Linked DNA regions of Homo sapiens: region 1 is linked to region 2. Evidence: chromatin loops called from intact Hi-C (ENCODE). Cell type or tissue: chondrocyte. All regions are shown on one strand. Links, peaks and the distances in the headings refer to the core of each region. The heading gives the core; the rest is flanking DNA.

What was found. A loop is a pair of places that touch in the nucleus more often than their neighbours do. Peaks named below come from ENCODE experiments on the same cell type or tissue, not always from the same donor. Only the 100,000 strongest peaks of a DNase experiment are listed, where the experiment ranks them.
Region 1: it touches region 2 in a loop (2.1-fold over the local background); 4 of 110 quality-filtered maps call a loop at or near these places.

The regions. Positions count from the first base shown.
Region 1 is chr4:75,842,235-75,853,030 of GRCh38, reverse strand. No RefSeq gene overlaps it. Among named protein-coding and RNA genes, the nearest start is that of PPEF2, 55 kb to the left of the region's middle. In chondrocyte, for the core only: CTCF peaks have their summits at 4,397 and 4,605 (motif pointing right); no DNase peak of the experiment used is centred there.
Region 2 is chr4:75,625,538-75,636,333 of GRCh38, reverse strand. It overlaps CDKL2 (cyclin dependent kinase like 2), which reads left to right and starts at 5,806. Exons shown (of 14, transcript NM_001330724.2): 1 at 5,806-6,292; 2 at 10,317-10,513. The coding sequence starts at 10,346. In chondrocyte, for the core only: no CTCF peak of the experiment used is centred there; DNase peaks (open chromatin) are centred at 5,455, 5,763 and 6,083.

The sequences.
Region 1 (10,796 bases), core at 867-8,866, 220 kb before region 2:
TGAAGGTTATATCTCCACCCGAGACAACTCCCCTAACACTTAAATATTTAATGAACATCTCAAACTCAACATTCTCCAAATAAGTTCACTATATTTCCCCTACATCTCTTCTTCCCTGGTCTTTTCTAATTAAATATCAATGCCATCCTACCAGTTCACTCAGGTGAAAGACAAAGCAAAAACTAAAACAAAACCCTTGGAATAATACTTGACTTCTCTCCTCATTTCCCACATCTGATCGATCTTGTTGACTTTCCCTTCAAAACACATCTAAAATTGAGCCGTTTTTACTCCCCATTGCTACCACCTTAAAATCATTAGTCCAGTTATTTATTAGTCCATACTATTTCTCACGTGTCCCCAATTCTTCTTTTGCCTCTATTGAAGGGCTTCTCAAATGTTTTCATCTCAGGATCCTTTTATACTCCCAAAAAGTACTGACGATCCCAAAGAACTTTTGCTGATGTGGCTTATATCTATTGATATTTACTGTATTAGAAATTAAAACTGAGAATGGCAAGGCATAGTGGCTCATGTCTGGCACTTTGGGAGGCCAGCTGATAACACATGGAGCAGAAGAATCACCCCAGTTAACTCACAGAATTGTGAAATATCATAGGTGGTTATTGTTGTTTTAAACCACTAACTTTTGAGGTATTTGTTATGTAGCAGTAGATAACTCAAAACATTGACAATCCAAGGAATTAAAGTTTAGTTGTATTAATCAAAATAGAAGGATAATTTCAGGAAGGGCTCATACTTCCCAGAAACGATCTTTTCTGAGAAAATGCTAATAGTCATAAAAGAATTTCTCTGTTTTAGCATTTTTGACATGTCTTCAAGTTGTAAATAAGTGTTTTAGGTTTTGGTTATTTATTTATTTATTTATTTATTGAGACAGTTTTCGCTCTTTTTGCCCAGGCTGGAGTGCAATGGCCCGATCTTGGCTCACTGCAACCTCCACCTCCCGGATTCAAGCGATTCTCCCTCCTGCCTCAGCCTCCTGAGTAATTGGGTTTACAGGCATGTGTCACCATGCCCAGCTAATTTTGTATTTTTAATAGAGATGGGGTTTCTCCATGTTGGTCAGGCTGGTCTCGAACTCCCAACCTCAGGTGATCCACCCGCCTTGGCCTCCCAAAGTGCTGGGATTACAGCTGTGAGCCACCGTGCCCGGCCTTGTTTTGTTTTTTTAAAAAAACAATTATTACTAATGCTGGACATAGAACTCACATGCAGACATAATTAGGGTTTCATAAATCTCTAAAGACCATTATTTTATTTTGTTTACTTATTTATTTGAGATAGAGTTTTGCTCTGTCGCCCAGGCTGGAGTGCAATGGCACAGTCTCAGCTCACTGCAACCTCTGCCTCCCGGGTTCAAGCGATTCTCCTGCCTCAGCTTCCTGAGTAGCTGAGATTACAGGCACCCACCACCACACCCAGCTACTTTATTTGTACTTTTAGTAGGGATGGGGTTTCACCATGTTGGTCAGGCCGGTCTCGAATTCCTAACGTCAGGTGATCTACCCGCCTCAGCCTCCCAAAGTGCTGGGATTACAGGCATGAGCTACTGTGTTCAGCCATAAAGACCATTATTTTAAATTTGAGTGTTTATTTCTATAGAACTCAAAACCTCCTTTAGTCTGCATTTTAATTATTAAAACAAAGGGATAAAGTTTTTAATCCCTGTGTTAGTGTCTTGAAATATTTCTCAGTCACAGACTCAGAGACTGTTAAGAATTATAAGGAATTTCAGATATTAAGTACAACCTCTAAAGCATTTCTCTGGAGAAAAACCTCGAAAGATACACGTGTCCTCCAGGCTTTGTGGAAATGCTCCAGGGTAGAGGTCACTGCTCCTACAGGCAGCCTAGTTCTGTATGTGGAGAGATATATGAATTAGAAAGGTTTTTTTCTGTTAACTTTTATACCAGGCATCGGCCTGGTATAAGAATGTGGAGTCAGAAGATTTGGATTTCAGTTCCTGGCTGTAGGATCTAGGTTATCTGAGCTACAGTGGCCACCCTGAGCTTCTGCGACTCTGCTTTTCAGGAGCAGGGGGAAGCTCTACCTACCTACATCAGTGTGTCGAGATTTCTGGGGGCGTGGGGGGATGGGTGGGGGAGATGCTGATTAACATACACAAAAAGACACAGAATTGTCATTGACATAACCCTCATCTTAGTCTTAAACTAAATGATACAGAGCTGAATCTCTTTATTACTATTGATTGATCATAAACTGGTTTATTTTTCTCACAGATGAAGATAATTTTAGACATGATTTTTTTGTAAACAGATTAGTTATTAGATTTCATTTTAATTTTTTTAACTCTTTTTTTAAAGACAAAGTCTCGCTCTTGTCCCCCAGGCTGGAGTGCAATGGTGCAAACTCGGCTTACTGCAGCCTCCGCCTCCCGGGTTCAGAGCTCCCGAGTAGCTGGGATTACAGGCGCCTGCCACCACGCCTGGCTAATTTTTGTATTTTTAGTAGAGATGGAGTTTCACCATGTTGGCCAGACTGGTCTCGAACTCCTCACCTCAGGTGATCCGCCCACCTCGGCCTCCCAGAGTGCAGGGATTACAGGCGTGAGCCACTGCACCCGGCCTAGATTTCATTTTAATTTTTGAACTGTTTTAAACACACTTGGTTTTTTTTTTCTGTTCTGTAAATTAATTTTTATGGTTCTATTTATGGCAAATGATATTGATTTCTCTATTACAGTATTGAGGTAATACTATCTTTTTTTTTTTTTTTTTTTTTTTTTTTTTTTTTTGAGACGGAGGACGGAGTCTCAATCTGTTTCCCAGGCTGGAGTGCAGTGGTGTGATCTCAGCTCACTGCAACCTCCGCCTCCCGGGTTCAAGCGATTCTCCTGCCTCAGCCTCCTGAGTAGCTGAGATTACAGGCGTGTGCCATCACACCTGGCTAATTTTAGTATTTTTAGTAGAGACAGGGTTTCGCTATGTTGTGGCTGGTCTCGAACTCCAGACCTCAAGCGATCCGCCCACCTCAGCCTCCAAAAGTGCTGGGATTACAGGCGTAAGCCACTGAGCCCGGCCGTGTTTTCTTTTAAAATAAAATTATCTAGAGTTTGAAAATCTCTTTGTCTTGCAGATAAAGTACAAACTCTGTGACCCAGCCTGTGCCATATGTGCAGTCTCAAAACTCTTTCTAGACACTTGGATCTTCCTGCAGCCTGCAAACACACCACTCCTCTCACATTCTGTTTCCCCTCCCTGAGTTGCCCTCCTTCCTGTGGGCCTGGCCTTTATTCTTCAAGACCCAGCTTCAACGCCCTCCCCTCTGTGCAGCCTTCCCTTGACTGCTTCCTCCTCACTGCCTCCTCTCGGGCACCAGCTTGCCTTATGTTGCTCAAGGTAGAGCCTGAATCACCCACTCATTGCAGTGACTGGCGTGCATGCCGGCGGCCTCCACTGCTCTGCGAGTTCCCTCAGAAGACAGGGCAGGTTTCATGTGTCTGCATGGGCACACAGTAGGCAATCCATAAATATAATTTGAGTTCACAAATATTAATAAGGGTCCAAATATCCTTGTTTCTATGTTGGAATCCACCACCAGTTACAAATTCAGTATGAACTGTCTCTAGGAAGATAATGGTCAGAAAAAAATTGCATCACACAGAACCCAACCTAGTCACCACAACACCAAAAATTCATTTTTTCTTTTAAACAGAAAGATTAAAAGCCAACATGCACAAACGTTTTTATTTAAGTGATAATATTCTGGGGTTGTGAGCACACGGAGAAACAGGCACATTATTGGTAGAGGTGTAAATCAGAGCAAAAAATGCTCATTCTCTTTGACTCAGAATTCCATTTTCTATATGACTGTTGACAGAAACACTCTCAAGAATGCAAAGGCCATATGTACAAAGACTTCCTGGAAGCATTGTTTGTAAAAGCAAAAACCCCGAAATCTACCCATAAAGTCCACTAATAAGAGATGAGGTGAGCAATTATCCCCATCCCTATGTTCCAGGAAATACTATGCGGCCACTGGGAAGCATGATCTATGATTCACTGTGGTTACTCTTGGGGCTTGAGATCTGGTGGGATTTTCATTTTGCATTCAGTGGTGCACCAGGAAAGACTTGAATGAAATTTCGGAAGCCAATCTGATTGCCAAGGCTATTACTATTCAATATCTTTTGGGGTTTTTCTTATGATGATGAGTTACTTTTGTAATTAAAAATTACGATAAAATACATATTTTAAAATCAGATGTCGCTTTAGAAAAGGGCCATGGCCAGGCATGGTGGCTCATGCCTGTAATCTCAGCACTTTGAGAGGCCAAGGCGGGTGGATCACCTGAGGTCAGGAGTTCGAGATCAGCCTGACCAACATGGCAAAACCCCATTTCTACTAAAAAATACAAAAGTTAGCTGGGCACGGTGACAGGCGCCTGTAATCTTAGGAGAATCGCTTGAACCCCCGGGGAGGCGGAGGTTGCAGTAAGCCGAGATTGCGCCATTGCACTCCAGCCTGGGAGACAGAGCAAGACTCCGTCTAAAAAAAAAAGGGCCACTACACCTCACTACATTATTTTTTTAAGAGCCACTAGATGTCGCTCTGAGCAAATGCTCTGTGTGGCAACAGTAGCTGCTAGAAAATGCTGATCCCTTATCACCAACTAGCTAGAAATAGCAATGTTACCAGGTCACAGGAAAACGCTGACTCCCAAGGAAGAGTCCCCATAGAATGCCTGCCTATGCTGGCACCAAATGGTAGAAATCAGGAGAGGAGAGGAGCAAACACACAGAGCTGAAGGGGCCGGGACGTCTGATGGGGATGTGCAGGGCTAAACTTGGACCCAGAGTTAGAAAAGGGGTCCTCCCAGCCTAAACTGGGCACTTCATGGTCACAATTACACAGGTCCCTCCTTAATTCTGGGCCATGATTTTATGTGTATTAGCTGCCTAGCCTTCACAATTGGTTTTGTTACCAAAATTTGTCCCTTTATGTAAGACCTTACAAGCATCTAGGAAGTTTTGAGAAAAAAAAATTGGCCGGGAGTAGTGGCTCACACCTGTATTTCCAGCACTTTGGGAGCCAGAAGTAGGTGGATCGCTTGAGCTCAGGAGCTTGAGACCAGCCTGGCCAACATTGTGAAACCCCTTCTCTACAAAAATACAAAAGTCAGCTGGGCATGGTGGCACACGTCTGTAGTCCCAGCTGAGGCAAGAGGACCACTTGAGCCCGGAGACAGAGGTTGCAGTGAGCACTCTAGCCTGGAGGACAGAGGGAGACTCTGTCTCAAAAAAAAAAAAAAAAAGAAAGAAAGAAAAAGAAAAAAAATTAACCCAAATCGAATCAAGCTTCTGGATCTACCTATTAAATTATAGGAGCTACAAGGCCCAGAGGAATGTGTTAAATGATGCCAGGAGGCTGTGGTCAGTGAAATCCAGACTGTGGGGACTTGGCAAGACAAATGGTTTCTTCAACAAATAAATTAAAAGGAGGCAAACAGAGAGAAATGAAGGGAAACCTATAGATTAAAACAGACTTATGAGACATATCAACCAATTGCAATGTGTAGAACTTACTTGGATCCCTAATCAAAGAAGCTGTTTATTTTTTTAATTTCTTTTTCTGATAAAATGTACAGCAAACAAAGAAACTGTTTGTTTATTTATTTATTTATTTATTTATTTATTTTTGAGACAGTGTCTCAGTCTGTCGCCCAGGCTGCAGTGCAGTGGCATAATATCGACTCACTGCAACCTCCACCTCCTGGGTTCAAATGATTCTCCTGCGTCAGCCTTTCAAGTAGCCTGGATTACAGGCATGCACCACTACACCGGGCTAATTGTTTTTGTTTTTGTTCTTTTGAGATGGAGTTTCGCTCTTGTTGCCCAGGCTGGAGTGCAGTGGCACGACCTCAGTTCACTGCAACCTCTGCCTCCTGGATTCAAGCGATTCTCCTGCCTCAGCCTCCCTAGAAGCTGGGATTACAAGCACCCGCCACCATGCCCGGAAAATTTTTTGTATTGTTAGTAGAGACAGGGTTTCACCATGTTGGCCAGGCTGGTCTCTAACTCCTGACCTCAGGTGATCCACCTACCTTGGCCTCACAAAATGCTAGGATTACAGGTGTGAGCCATCGCACCTGGCCAGAATTTTTTTTTTTTTTTTAAAAAGACAAGAGATGTGTGAATGCCCACTGAGTATTTGGTGATATTAAGAATTTATTCTTTTTTTGGGTGGGGGGGGGTATGGTGATGATATTGAGGTTATTTTATTATTATTATTTTTTGAGACAGAGTTTTTGCTCTGTTACCCAGGCTGGAGTGCAGTGGCATGATCTCGTCTCACTACAACCTCTGCTTCCTGGGTTCAAGCGATTCTCCTGCCTCAGCCTATTAGTAGCTGGGAGTACAGGTGCCCACCACCATGCCCGGCTAATTTTTGTATTTTTAGCAGAGAGGAAGTTTCACCATGTTGGCCAGGCTGATCTCGAACTCTTGACCTCAGGTGATCCACCCTCCTCAGCCTCCCAAAGTGCTGGGATTACAGGCGTGAGCCACTGCGCCTGGCCAGAGGTAATTTTTTTTAAATTCTTAGAGATACATACTGACATAGTTACTGGGATTTGTTTCAAAATAGAGGCAGGGGTGTGAACAAAATGAGGCTGGCCCTGAGTTGATCGCTGTTGAAGCTGGGTGATGATTACATGAAGGTTAATTATACTATTTTATAACCTTTTTTGTTTGAATTTTTCTATAATAAGCAGTTTTCAGACCTCAAGGTGGGAAGAATAAATGACATACTTGCCAAGGCAAACAAACTTTCTCAGGGCATGACTGGAGCCAGATGAGAACCATCCTTAGTCATTAAACCTTATGAGTGGAAAAGAGTTAAATAAACAAGAGTTCCATTTATTAGTTTTGTTGGATTTGGGGTGGAGGTGGAAATCACCTAATCTCTTTAAGCCTCGGCTTCCCCATCTGTAAGATGAGCATCATACAGTGATATTTTTCAGAGAACATGAGATCTGTTAAAGTAAATTAAAATGGAGACCAGGCTAGAAGAATCATTGAGCAGACAAAGCCAGCTAGGCCTCATAGGTGATCTTAACCTCGCTTGATTTGCAAACATAAGAAAAACTTATTTCTTGTAAATGTCTGTGTTAAAGAAAAACAGAACTTAAGCTCCACCAATCAGAAATAGCCAACAAACTTATCTAAGTAGGGACTTTCCAGTAGTATAGACCAAATAAGGCAACTTTATAGCTGTAACAAATCAAATCTTTCCTATGTGTTACTTAGGTATTCATGGTATAAAAGCCTGTTCCTAGGGCTGGGCATGGTGGCTCACGCCTGTAATCCCTGCACTATGGGAGGCAGAGGTGGATGGATCACCTGAGGTCAGGAGTTCGAGACCAGCCTGACCAAAATGGTGAAACTCTGTCTCTACTAAAAATACAAAAATTGGCCAGGCATGGTGGCGGTTGCCTGTAATCCCAGCTACTCAGGAGGTTGAGGCAGAAGAATCACTTGAACCCGGGAGGCGGAGGTTGCAGTGAACTGAGATCGTGCCACTGCACTCCAGCCTGGGCAAAGAGTGAAACTCCATCTCAAAAAATAAATAAATAAATAAAATAAAAGAGCCTGTCCCTCTTTCATACTTCCTTAATGGAGCCCCTAAACTGCTCCTGGTTTGGAGCTGTGTGATTCATGATTCATTGTTTGCTCAAATAAACCTTAAAAATAATTTTTTGTGCCTCAGTTTACCTTTTTAACAGACTAAAATGAGAGCAGCACATACAAAAGTATTTTGAAACCCATAAAGTGCAACCTAAGTGCTGAAAGTTGTTTATGTGATGACACTAGTTCATTTATTCACATACATATTCCATGAACTCTTACGGAATACCTAACTAAGGGACAGATACTGTGTTAGGCATAGCAAATACAAAAATAAATGACAGTTTTGCCCTACTTTGTCTAATTCAGTGTTTCTCAACATTGGACACATTGGAAAATACCTGGGCCTGGGTGTCACTCCAGACCAATTAAATCCAAATCTCTGGGAATGGGTCCTGGGCATCCGGATTCTTAAAGAAATTTTACAGGTGATCGATTCTAGCGTTAGCCAGGATTGAGAACCATTTGCCTAACTGATCTTTGATCATGAGTAGTTCTGAAACAATCATTAAGAAGACCAGGACTGGGAACAGTGGCTCATGCCGGTAATCCCAGCACTTCAGGAGGCCGAGGCCAGGAGTTCAACACCAGTCTGGGAACACAGAGACTCTGTTTCTACAAGGAAATTTAAAAAGTTAACTGGGTGTGGTGGTGGCAGTGCACCTGTAGTCCTAACTATTCCAGAGGCTGAGGCAAAAGGATCGCTTGAGCCCAGGAATAATAGGTGACAGTGAGCTATGATTGCGCCACTGCACATACACGCACAAACACAACACTGGGTCTTAGTTTCTACAGTTTTCAAGCAACTTTTAATGACCAGAAGTACCCTCCAGGAATCCACTTCCTAGAAGGATAGATCTTGTCCAACTGTGTACTCTTTGTGGCCATCTGACCTCCCAGTTGCTGACACAAGAGTCAGGCAATTTCAGATATCTCCAGTGGAATTTTCCATTGTGTTTCTCTTCCTTATAGGGATTTATTCTTTCTGATTATGCAAGGTTTTGGGTTTTGAAAATTTCCCAGTTTCAGATCTGAGCAAGGGAGACTGGCCAGAGTTCCTAAGTCACATTCCAAGTTAGACCTTTTGGAGTTTGCACCCCCTGAGTCATGCTGAAACCTTGGGGTTTGAGGTAGTAGAACAGTGAGCCTGGCCACACTATCCTATCCAACACAGAACTCCCCAGCAGCAGCTTCCTGTTTGATTTCTCTGTTTTTCTAGAAGAGTCCAAAAAGAAAGAAATAGGAGCAGCTGAAATGCCTAAGAAAGGAAAGAAAATCTTAATTAGGAGACTCAAGTTTCTGGGGAGACAAAATGAAATAATGCTGTGAAAGCACAGTCCCAGATTCTCCAGATCTCTTTACTGGATGCCAGAGCTGTGTAAAACTACAGATAAAAGATTTATTTGCAGTGGGGATCTTATTTTACTTCTTCCCTCTCCATATTCAGGCATCTTTCTTCCTCAATGCACATTCTCAAATGCAAGACACCTGCTGGGATATTTCTGGGCACAGAAAAGGTCTGGAGGGAGCCTGGGCAAGATGGTGAGACTCCCGCTCTACAAAAAATACAAAAATTAGCCAGACATGGTGGCACATGCCTGTGGTCCCAGCTACATGGGAGTCTGAGGCAGGAAGATCACTTGAGCCCAAGAAGCTGAGGCTGCAGTGAGCCGGGTTTGCATCACTGCACTCTGGCTTGGGTGACAGAGTGAGACCCTGTCTCAAAAAGAAGAAAAAGGGCTGGGCGCAGTGGCTCACGCCTCTAAGTCCAGCACTTTGGGAGGCCAAGGCGGGCGGATCACAAGGTCAGGAGTTTGAGACCAGCCTGGCCAATATGGTGAAACCCCGTCTCTGCTAAAAATACAAAAAAAAATTAGCCGGGCGTGGTGGCACACGCCTGTAATCCCAGCTACTCAGGAGGCTGAGGCAGGAGAATTGCTTGAACCTGGGAGGCAGAGGTTGTGGTGAGCCAAGATCGCGCCACTGCACTCCAGCCTAGGCGACAGAGCAAGACTCCGTCTCAAAAAAAAAAAAAAAAAAAGAGAAAAAGTTCAGAGGGAGTAAAGCACACACTCTGGAATCACAGACCCAGCTCCATCCCTTCAAATTGTACAACCTTGAGTACAAACGCTTACATGTTTCCCTATCTGTACAGTGAGTTCATGATAGTATCTACTTCATCAGGTTGCTGAGAGGATTAGATGAGATAAGACATGCAGAATACTTAGTACAGGGTCTACCACACAGTATGCTATTAGGTTTACCATGGTGAGAAGTCTCCTAGAACAGTGCTTCCCAGCTTTACTGTGCATATGAACCACCTGGAGATCCTGTTTAAAAGTACATGTGGGGCCGGGCATGGTGGTTCATGCCTGTAATCCCAACACTTTGGGAGGCTGAGGCAGGTGGATCACTTGAGATCAAGAGTTCGAGACCAGCCTGGCCAACATGGAAAAACCCCATCTCTACTAAAAATACAAAATTTATCTGGGGTGTTGTGGCGTATGCCTGTAATCCCAGCTACTTGGGAGGCTGGGGCAGGAGAATCACTTGAACCTGGGAGGTGGAGGTTGCAGTGAGCCGAGATTGCACCACTGCACTCCAGCCTGGGAGACAGAGCGAGACTCCATCTCAAAAAAAGAAAGAAAAAAAAAAAAAGCACATTCAAGGTACAGAGTTTCAGTTTCAGATGATAAAAAAAGTTCTGGAGATGGAGTAATGAGGTTGTACGATAATGTGAATGTACCTAATGCCACAGAACTGTACTTAAAAGTGGTTAAAACAGTAAATTTTATTATGTACATTTTACTACAATTAAAAAAAATAAAAAGCACATTCAATAGCGTTTCTAGCAACTTCCTAGGTGAGGCTGATGATGCTGGTTAAAGACCACACTTTGAGTAGCAAGGTCCTCTAGGTAATGAACCACCACCATCAAATTGGTATTACACTTTACAGTTTACATAGGCATTCTATATTCCTTGTCTCTGTGATCCCCATGGTAACAGTACATGGTACTGTGTCCAGGCCAAATGCAAATCTTAGTCACCTGCAGACAACATCTTGACCTTGGGTAGTAGCCCTTTCTATCAAATTAGGGCTGTCTCTCTCTATAGGCAAATAGGAT
Region 2 (10,796 bases), core at 1,538-9,537:
GGCTCTAATGATAATGCAGATGATATTAAGAGGTAGGCAGACATTAAGAGGTAGGAAGAGCTAAATTGAGGGTGGCCTTGTATTCTGAATTTTACTCGGGATGGTAGGGATCTGAACGTTGATGCGATCTGAATTAGGAGCTGTCAGGTGACAGGTGATGGTAGCTTGGATAAGGGTTGTAGCAGTGGAGACGGTGGTTAGTGGTCAGTTAACAGGATATGTTTTCAAGGTAGAACCTATAAAGTTGCTTAGGGATTGGATTTTGAATGTGAGGGAGGGAAGATTGAAGGATGACTCATAGGATTTGGGGGCAGCTTGGATGGAAGGCTATGGTACTCACATAGGGAAAGAGGAGAAGTGGATTGTGGAGGGGAAATCAACAGTTCTGTTTTAGCCATGTTAAGTTTCACATGCCAATTGGATATCCAAGAAGAAATGTCAGGCAATTAAATGTGTGATTCTGGAGTTCTGAGAAGTCTGTGCTGTGAGTGGTGCAAACAGATCTTTGCAGCCTTTGGATTAGATGAGATCACTTAAGAAGAGTATGTATAGAAGAGATGAGGCTGATGAATGAGACCTCAGATACTTCCAAAACTTAGGGTTATAGTACAGGAGAGGAGCATACAAAGAAAACAATGAGACAAAATATGATAAGTATTGGTGTCACGGAAAGCCAAGTTTCAAGAGTTTATCAGAAGGAAAGGATAGATAGTTGTGTCAAATGCTGCTGAAAGTTCAAATAAAATAGCAAGTGAATTAGAGTGGGCTAACTGCTACAATAAATAGATACCAAAATGTCTAATGGCTCAGATACAATAGTTTTTTTTTTTTTCCCTGCTTCCTGTAAAAAGTATTAGAGTGGCAGTGAAAAGACCAGTGGTCTGGCCCTCCCCCCTCGTAGCTATTTAGGGACACAGGTGAATGAAGGCTCTACCAACTTCAATAGGTGGCTTCAAGATCACGGAATCATCTCTAATATAGCCGACTAAAAGGGAAAAAGATTTTGGAGGATCATGAGTGCTAGATTTTTATGTGCCAGGAATGGGAACGTACACATCTCATATTCCATTGGCTTGAATTCAATCACATAGCCATTCCCAACTTCCACGGAGGTTGCAAAAAATAAGCCATGCATACAGGCAAAAAAGAAATCAGCTTATTGTGAGTAGCTAGTAAGCTCCACTACAGATGTCTTTGGCAGGATGTAGGTCATAGTGACTTTGGTAAGAACTATTTCAATGAAGTAATAAGGATGAAGTCCAAGAGAGGACTGGATATTGGAAATTGAACTAATGAACACCAACTTTTTCTGTAGTTTTGCTATAAGGATGAACAGAGGAATGGGGTGAAACTAGAAGGAAATGAAAAGTAAGTGAGGGTAATAAGAGGCATGTTACTAGTGCAAACAAACAGAAGGTATACTATTTTATTTATTACCATGGTTATCTAAGTAGGAAAGAATATATAGTATTTTTAATATTTGAGGAATGGATTCCTATGTTCACAACCACTATGGTATAGATGCTGGTGGCTGATACAGCAAGGTGTGATATATGTTGAACTTGGCAAAATAAGTGGCACATTATACTTTAGGTTTTCAAATCTAGTTGTCTTCATAATCTTTTAATGTAGTAATCAAGTCATTAAACTAGGTTTAGCAAATGTCCTCCCATCAAAAAAACTTAGAACTTCAAAATAAGTCAGTCCATTTTCTTAATAGAATGGGGAAATGTATTCATAGTTGCATGTTCTATAATATACTGATAATGAAGAACCTTTTGTAGTCTAAAGATTTTACGGCCCTTTCACTTGGTGACTCAATTGAGGTGATGCCAAAACCTCATCAGTCAGGATCTCATGGGGCCCGGGGGGACTAGTGGTGGACGGGCAAGAAAAGGGCCCAAGCACATTGTTTTTTGGATGTCAAGATATGTAGAAAATGATTGTTGTGGAGAGTAATTTAAGAGATGATTGCTAATGTGAGGAAGAATGGGTCTACTCTAAACTAAAATATATAAAATCATTGAAAAATATTTCTGGGCAGGCTTTAATTTCTAATCCCCCTCTAGTCTATTATTTTTAAGTTGAGATACAAATTACATAAAATTCACCTTTTTCAGCATACAGTTCAGTGGTTTTTAGTATATTCACAAGGTTATATAACCATCACCACTTCCTAATTCCAGAACATTTTCATCACCCCAAAAAGGAACCTCATACCTACCAGTAGTCACTTTCCATTCCCATCTAACCACAGCCCCTGGTAACCACTAATGTACTTTCTGTTTCTATGGATTTGCCTAGGCTGGACACTTTATATAACACGTGCCTTTTTGTGTCTGGCTTCTTTCCCTTGGCATAGTGTTTTCAAGATTCATCCATCATGTATCAGCACTTCCTTTTATGGTTGAGTAATATTCCATTAAATTGAATACACCAAATTTTATTCCTCCGCTGATGGACATTTGGGTTTTTTCTGTTTTTTTGGTTATTAATAATGCTGTTGTGAGCATTTGTGTGTAAGTTTTTATGTGAACATGTTTTTATTTCTCTTATAATACCTGGAAGTGGAATTGCTGGGTCATATGGTCCTTAATCTATTTCACATTTATTTCATTGCCATTGCCATCTCTCAAGCTGTCCTCTCTTGACATCTACCTCATGCACTCCCATACTGTTTTCTTTAGATTTTTAGAACATTTTCACTTTCTTCACTGATTAATGTCTTTCTCAGCCTCTTCCACTATAGTCCTACTTGGTAGTTCATGTTAATGAATTTTTCATACTGTGACCTCAAGTTTCTTTGAACTCAATGACATTTTCCACTCAACTTCAGCTACCCAAGGAACAGCCAAATACTCCACCCTTTAGAACTGATCATCCTGTGCCATTTCCAACATCTGGAATACACAAACTGCTTTCTCTGATAACTTTTTCCTCCTATATTGCTCCTTTAAACTTATTATTCATGCCTATGATGACTTCCAGACCCTCAGTGCCTCCGTTTTCAGTTTATTAGCTAACTGCTGTCAAAATTTATCTTCCTATTTAGCAGGAGCCCATGGCAAGCAATTTTAATGGTATTTTCTTCAGCATCTTTGATTCCTTTTTTTTTTCTCAGTGATCCTTGTTCTGAAATTCCTTAACTCCTTTGTTTAATCTTTTTGCATTACCAGTTCTCTAAAAGAGGCAGCTTATATATCATCTATTTTCTCCATTCTTTCCTTTGGGGTTGCCCAATTCTGGGCAACAGTGTCAGTTGGTTCACTGTAAATTCATGGTACCCAGGCTCAAGTGAGCACATTTTTACTATTTTGTGTTCCTTTTATATCAAAATGACTTCTTAACTATTCTAACGTATTTCTGCTCTCAAATCCTTAAGCCTCTATCTCACCATTACCTTTTTATGCAAAAATAAAGTTCTTTTACTGAGATGGCCTGGGCCCACAGTGTATGCCCTACACTTTTCTCAGTTTTTTCCATTTTCTCTAAACCTCTTCAAGCCTAACCCCTTCTCATATATTATTACCTACTCTTCAGTACCTCTCCTTGGTTTTTCATTAATTATTCATTTTCTTGCCCCTTTAAGGTCTCTCCCCACTCTTTTTCCCTATAAATATTTCCCTCTTTAAAAAGAAAAAATAGGCCGGGTGCGGTGGGTCACGCCTGTAATCCCAGCACTTTGGGAGGCTGAGGCGGGCGGATCAACTGAGGTCAGGAGTTCGAGACCAGTCTGACCAACATGGCGAAAACCTGCCTCTACTAAAAAAAGAAAAAAATTAGCCAGGCGTGGTGGTGGGGTCCTGTAATCCCAGCTACCTGGGAGGCTGAGACAGGAGAATCGCTTGAACCCAGGAAGCAGAGGTTGCAGTGAGCCAAGATCGTGCTGCTGCACTCCAGCCTGGGCAACAGAGTGAGACTCCGCCTCAGAAGAAAAGAAAGAAAAAATAGTAACACAATCCTGTTTCTACATAATACCTTCTCTATTAACAATCCTGTAGATGGCCAGAATGTGTAAGTCTTTAATAACCTCTGTCCTCTACAACTGGCTTTCAAACTCAGTTCTTACTGAAATTGTTTTTTTTTGGTTTGTTTGTTTTCTTTTTTTCAGTCTCCCAAGTAGCTGGGAGTACAGGCGTTCACAACCATGCCCAGCTAATTTTTGTATTGTTAGTAGAGACAGGGTTTCACCATGTTGGCCTGGCTGGTATCAAACTCCTGACCTCAGGTGATCTGCCCGCCTTGGCCTCCCAAAGTGCTAGGATTACAGGCATGAGCCACCGCATCTGGCTGAAATTGTTTCCTAAAGCATCACTTGTTCGCCAAATCCAGTATTTTCAGTCTTTATCCTTTGGTTCCCTGTGAGATATAAATAGATTATTGAAGCTTCTAGGCCTCTTGCATGAAGGGGCCTTAAAATGTTATACGGTTGAATATGATTATAAAGTTGCAAAAGTAAAATAGTTTTGCGCTCTTGTTCTTAAGCTTCAGGCCCAACAAAACTGAATCTACCCCCATATAAAAGAAGTTCATCAGATTCTCTTATAGCCTATAGAGGTACCAAATGGGACAGGGCTTCTCGCAACTTGGACACAGCTAAGGACAGAGCTAATTGCTACACTAAGAGTCACATCTTGAATTGACCAAATAATTCTATTCTTTCCATAACTAGGCCTCAGGTCTGGTTCTCAATATTACAGGTTCAGGAACTAGATTTTAAGCAGTCTGACCAAGGTAATTAACCACTGGGAGATTAATGCAAACTAACCAAACTCACAAAAGACTATAAAAAGAATGTCTATTTCTTAATGTACAAGAAGGAATCAATACCTTAACATTAATGATTAATACCTTAATATTGACTAGGGTATATGGTAGACATTTGTCTATCCAGGACACTCTATTCCCTAAATCAAAGTAGTTTCGAGACCAAAATGATCATGAACATTTAGTTATCATGATTGAAAGTGTTATTTTACTGGCCTTATGGCCTCCTCGCTGCCTCAGATTCTTTGAAAATGGGGTAAGCTCTGTTCCTGTGTGATTTAAGCCTGTGCATGATTCTGACCTACCAGTCTTGCTCAGTCGTGGATTGAGCTGCATTTTTGCATTTAAGGCAAGTTTTATCGCAAGCCCTAACTCCACCCCATTTGGCTGCCATACGCGGGTGTTGTGCGTGTCCTCCAGATCCCCAGCCATCCCAGCGCTTTCCCATTCCACTCATGCCCTCTCTTCCCCTTCCTCCATCTCAGTGTTTTCCCTCACTTTCAATGGCCAGACTGGCCTTCCCAAGGTCCCTCCTAACGTCAGGTCTGTCATCACCTACCTTCTTCCACCTTGCCTCGCCTACTAATCATCACCTCCTAAACTGTCACCGTTATCTCCTACCTGGCTCACACTGGCCCCACCGCCCAGAACAGAAAGGAAGCATGGAATCCCGGTCAGGCCGCGCCTACGCGACTCAGGGCGCCCGGCGCCCGCCCCTGCCCCAGCGGCGATGCTATGAGGGAAACCGTATCGCATTTTGCATAGTCTTCGCAGTCCTACATAACCGCCACCTTTACCCTTCGCGTGGGCATCACAATCGCCTCCTCCCGCTGGGGAAGGCAGAAAGGCGCCTCCTGACGAGAACCAAGGCGTGTGGGGACGCAGGGCCTCTGCGTGTCAGGGAGCAGAACCTGGGCCGAGCCCTAGGTGAAGGGGCGGGGTGGTTGGCCCTGAGCCAATCATGGCTCGTGACGACTCGGCTCGGCCAATCAGAAGAAGGGAGGCCTGGCGCTCTCGGGGCGGGTGAGAAACCGCCCCCCCTTGCAGCTCCGCGGCCAACGCCTTCGCCCAGGGGTAGTTGGAGCGGTGCAGGTTCCCAGGCTCCAGGTACTGGGCGCCTTACGAGCTGGGAGGTGGTGCCTCTCACCCAGCTAATTGCTCTCTAGCCCTTGGCCTTCACAGGTGTTGGTGCCTGCCGTGAACGCATTCTGACCTGGGCCGTATCTGTCTCCCAAGACTTTGTGCCTATGGTTGGGGACAGAGTGAGGTCGTTGCCTTGACGACGACAGCATGCGGCCCGTGGTCCTCCTAAGTGTGAGCTTGCGGCGGACCGAGGCCCACCTGCCTCCCTGCCTGCTTCGCCCTGGACTCGTGACTGCGTCCGCAGAAGAAATCACAACAGCGCTGGAATTGCTAGTTTGCTAGGCAGCATCTTTTGGACCTGCGAACCATATGCATTTCACCTCAAATTTGTTTCCAAGTTGAAAACCTTTGGGTCTTTCTATGCGAACGGATTGAAGAAACGGTAAGTATAGTACGTTTTAAAGCTTCTATTATCTCGTTCTTTGATCTATAAAAGATTTCAATCTTTTTTTTTTTTTTTTTTTTTTTTTTTTTTTTTTTTTTTTGAGACGGAGTTTCACTCTTGTTGCCCAGGCTGGAGTGCAATGGCATGGTCTCGGCTCACCGCAACCTCTGCCTCCTGGGTTCAAGCGATTATCCTGCCTCAGCCTCCCAAGTAGCTGGGATTACAGGCATCACCACCACGCCCGGCTAAGTTTGTATTTTTAGTAGAGACAGGGTTTCTCCATGTTGGTTAGGCTGGTCTCGAACTCGCAACCTCAGGTGATCCGCCCGCCTCGGCCTCCCAAAGTGTTGGGATTACAGGCGTGAGCCACCGCTCCCGGCCCTTTAATCTGTCTTAAACAAAATAAAAAATTAGCATTCTCCAAATATTTTTATCAAAATTGTTGCTTTTAGAACCATCCAGAAATAACACCTTGCCCATTGGCCAGGTTTCTTTTTCGTTTGTATTACCTTTCCGTTCAAGAGTAGAAGGCATGAGAAGTTATAGTTTATGAGTAACTGTTTCAGGAAACAGGAGGCTTTGTAGGCTGTGATACTTTTAAAGTATTTGTGGACAGTGTCACTTGAAAAAGCAGGTGTGTTCAATGTGGTGTGTCCAGATATGCAATTGGTTGGGAGAATAAACTTGAAGCAGTCAACTTGCATTAATGTTAGCTTGGGATATGCTTCAGAACACCTCAGACATGCTTAAAGTCATTTTTTTTGGTTCACTTTGTGCTTTCAAATATTGAGGACATCAATTACAAAATGTTTTAAAATAATCCAGGTTATAGATTCAAGCTATTTTTGTCATTGGTATGATAAACCTAAAGCCTAGTGCTTAATAAAACATACTCTCTTAATGGAAGAGAAAAAAATTAAGAAGGGATAGAATTATATGGAGATTTTTTTTTTCAAATACAAACAGTTTATTAAAAAATAGTTAATGGAAGTGGAATAGAAGGTAAAATGTCAAATGCATGGAAAGTTAGTGTCTGGGACACTGCTCTGTAAAAAGTTTGTAGTAGAATCTACTATGAAAACTGGTAGTAAAATAATAATTTAAGTCGATGTTCATTGGTATTGTTTTCATTTCCCACCCCTCAAGATCAATCTTCTGGTTCTCCACATATAGCTACATTAAAAATATATATATTATAAAATCTCAAACTATTATATGTCAAGTGTGGAAAACGTATTGTATACATTGGATTAGCATAGTTTGCTAGAACAAAGAGAATATTTGTTTTGTCTTTGCATCACTGTTCCAATAGAGAAATAGGAAAAACAGTTCACGATCTGAGTAAATTTTAGATTGCCGTAAGTATACAATTAATACAACAGGCAAGAATTATTTCTTGTTAAAATCTATCTGTATTTGGACTGAAATAATTTTTTATCTATTATTACTGAAATAATAGATAGTTAAAATCTATCTGTATTTGGACTGAAATAATTTTTTTCTGTACGAAAGCATTTTGTCCAATGATTGCTGGACCTTCGTCAATCATTGGTAAAACAAGAAAGATTCTCTTAGGATTGCCTTTATTCAGAAAATGTCATATAATATGAGTAAAAAATTTCAAGGCCGGGCGCGGTGGCTCACGCCTGTAATCCCAGAACTTTCGGAGGCCGAGGCGGGCAGATCACGAGGTCAGGAGATCGATACAATCCTGGCTAACACGGTGAAACCCCGTCTCTACTAAAAATACAAAAAGTTAGCTGGGCGTGGTGGCAGGCGCCTGTAGTCCCAGCTACTCGAGAGGTTGAGGCAGGAGAATGGCGTGGACCCGGGAGGCGGAGTTTGCAGTGAGCCAAGATCGCGCCACTGCACTCCAGCCTGGGCGACAGAGCAAGACTCCGTCTCAAAAAAAAAAAAAAAATTTCAAACACAAATTCAAATTATACTTATAGTGAGTAATCATTAACAGGGTTTTTGAAATACTTTTACTGTACTTGGTACTACTAATATTTAATTTAATTTAATAATTACATTAAATTTAATAAAATTTAATTTAATTTTAAAAATCTGCTTATATACCGATGTCATTACTCTTATTTTCTAAGTTCAATATAGTAACAGTAACATGGCGAAACCCCGTCTCTACTAAAAGTACAAAAATTAGCTGGGCGTGGTAGCGGTGCCTGTAACCCTAGCTACTGGGGAGGCAGAAACAGGGAATCGCTTGAACCTGGGAGGCAGAGGTTGCAGTGAGCCGAGATCGCGCCAGTGCACGAGACTCCGTTTCAAAAAAAAAAAAAAAAAAAAGAAAAAAAAAGTAAAGAAAAATATTTTATGAAAGATGCTCTGTGTTAATTTGTTATGTGATCAAATATTTTTTCCAATTAAGTGGAAGGTGCATAAGTATTTCCAACATTGATCTAAATCCAGTGTAACAAAAAAGTTGATCTTTATTAAAACTAAATTCAGGCCGGGCGCTCTGGCTCACGCCTGCAATCCCAGCACTTTGGGAGGCCAAGGTGGGTGGATCACTTGAGGTCAGGAGTTTGAGATCAGCCTGGGCAACATGGCAAAACCCCATCTCTATGAAAATACAAAACTTACCCGGGTGTGGTGGCTCACGCCTATAATCCCAGCTACTCAGAGGCGGAGGCAGGAGAATTGCTTGAACCCAGGAGGTGGAGGTTGCCGTGAGCCTAAATCTCACCACTGCACTCCAGCCTGGGCAACAGAGCAAGACTCCGTCCCAAACAAACAAACAAACAAACAAACAAAATCCCCCACCAAATTCAGTTATACATCTTTGAGTGAAAAGGAATTGTGCTTTTTTTTTTTTGAGACAGAGTCTCACTCTGTCACCCAGGCTGGAGTGCAATAGTGCTATCTTGGCTCACTGCAACCTCCGCCTCCTGGGTTCAAGGGATTCTCCTGCCTTAGCCTCCCGAGTAGCTGGGACTATAGGGGTGCACCACCATGCCTGGCTAATTTTTGTATTTTAGTAGAGACAGGGTTTCACCATGTTGGCCAGGCTGGTCTCAAACTCCTGACCTCAGGTGATCTGCCCGCCTCCGCCTTCTAAAGTGCTGGGATTACAGGTGTGAGCCACTGCACCTGGCCTGTGCATTTTGTTTATTTGTTTTGTTTTGTTTTTGAGACAGATTCTTGCTCCGTTGCTCAGGCTGGTGTGCAGTGCCATCACAGCTCACTGCAGCCTCAACCTCCTGGGCTCAAGCAATTCTCCTGCCTCAGCCTCCCAAGTAGCTGGGACCACAGGCATACACCACCACACCCAGCTAATTTAAAAATGTCTTTTGTAGAGACAGAGTCTCAGTATGTTGCCCAGGCTGGAATTGTGCTTTTTTTTTTTTTTTTGAGATGGAGTCTCACTCTGTTGCCCAGGCTGGAGTGCAGTGGTGTGATCTTGGCTCACTGCAAGCTCCGCCTCCCGGGTTCACGCCATTCTCCTGCCTCAGCCTCCCGAGTAGCTGGGACTACAGGCGCCTGCCACCAAGTCCGGCTAATTTTTCTGTATTTTTAGTAGAGACGGGGTTTCACCGTGTTAGCCAGGATGGTCTCAATCTCCCGACCTTGTGATCCGCCCACCTTGGCCTCCCAAAGTGTTGGGATTACAGGCGTGAGCCACTGCGCCCGGTCTGGAATTGTGCTTTTTAAAGTGAGTTGTAATTGTTATGTGTGATAGCTCAAGTATTGCTTTATTGGAATTAAAAATATATGGAATTTCATTAACATGACATTTAGTAATTTAAAGTTAATGGCTTCAATTCCATTTGCGTTGTCTATTATGAAATGTGTGTGACCATTTTGAAAACATAGCTTAATGTGTGTGACCATTTTGAAACATAGCTTACATGTAGAAACACTAGGAAATTGTGAATTAATACAGGACAGCCATGAACACAGTGACTAATATGGAAAACAAGCAGGGAAGAATTAATTTGCTGGGAAGGCGGAGGAAATTAACGTACTCAACTTTGTTAAATCTATGTTTTGGTTTTCACAGCAAAAAGTTTCTACGGACTTTAAATTAAAATGGAAAAATATGAAAACCTGGGTTTGGTTGGAGAAGGGAGTTATGGAATGGTGATGAAGTGTAGGAATAAAGATACTGGAAGAATTGTGGCCATAAAGAAGTTCTTAGAAAGTGACGATGACAAAATGGTTAAAAAGATTGCAATGCGAGAAATCAAGTTACTAAAGGTGAGTAAATGCATATATTGAATCAAAAAATATGAGTATAAGTTTCTTTTTTGGCAATAAGAAGAAATACAATGATTAGATATGCAAATTCATTTATCTGGTGAATGTAAACCTGATTTTAAAAGTGTTTGTTCCTTCTCTCTATATCTTTCTGTGTATTTATCAATCATCTATCTATAGTCTGTGTTAGGAGTCCCAAAGACCACCCCAGATTTGATGACTTGTTAGGAGGAATAGCATTAATTTTTGTTCTTTATTATTTCATTTTTTCTACTTATTTGTA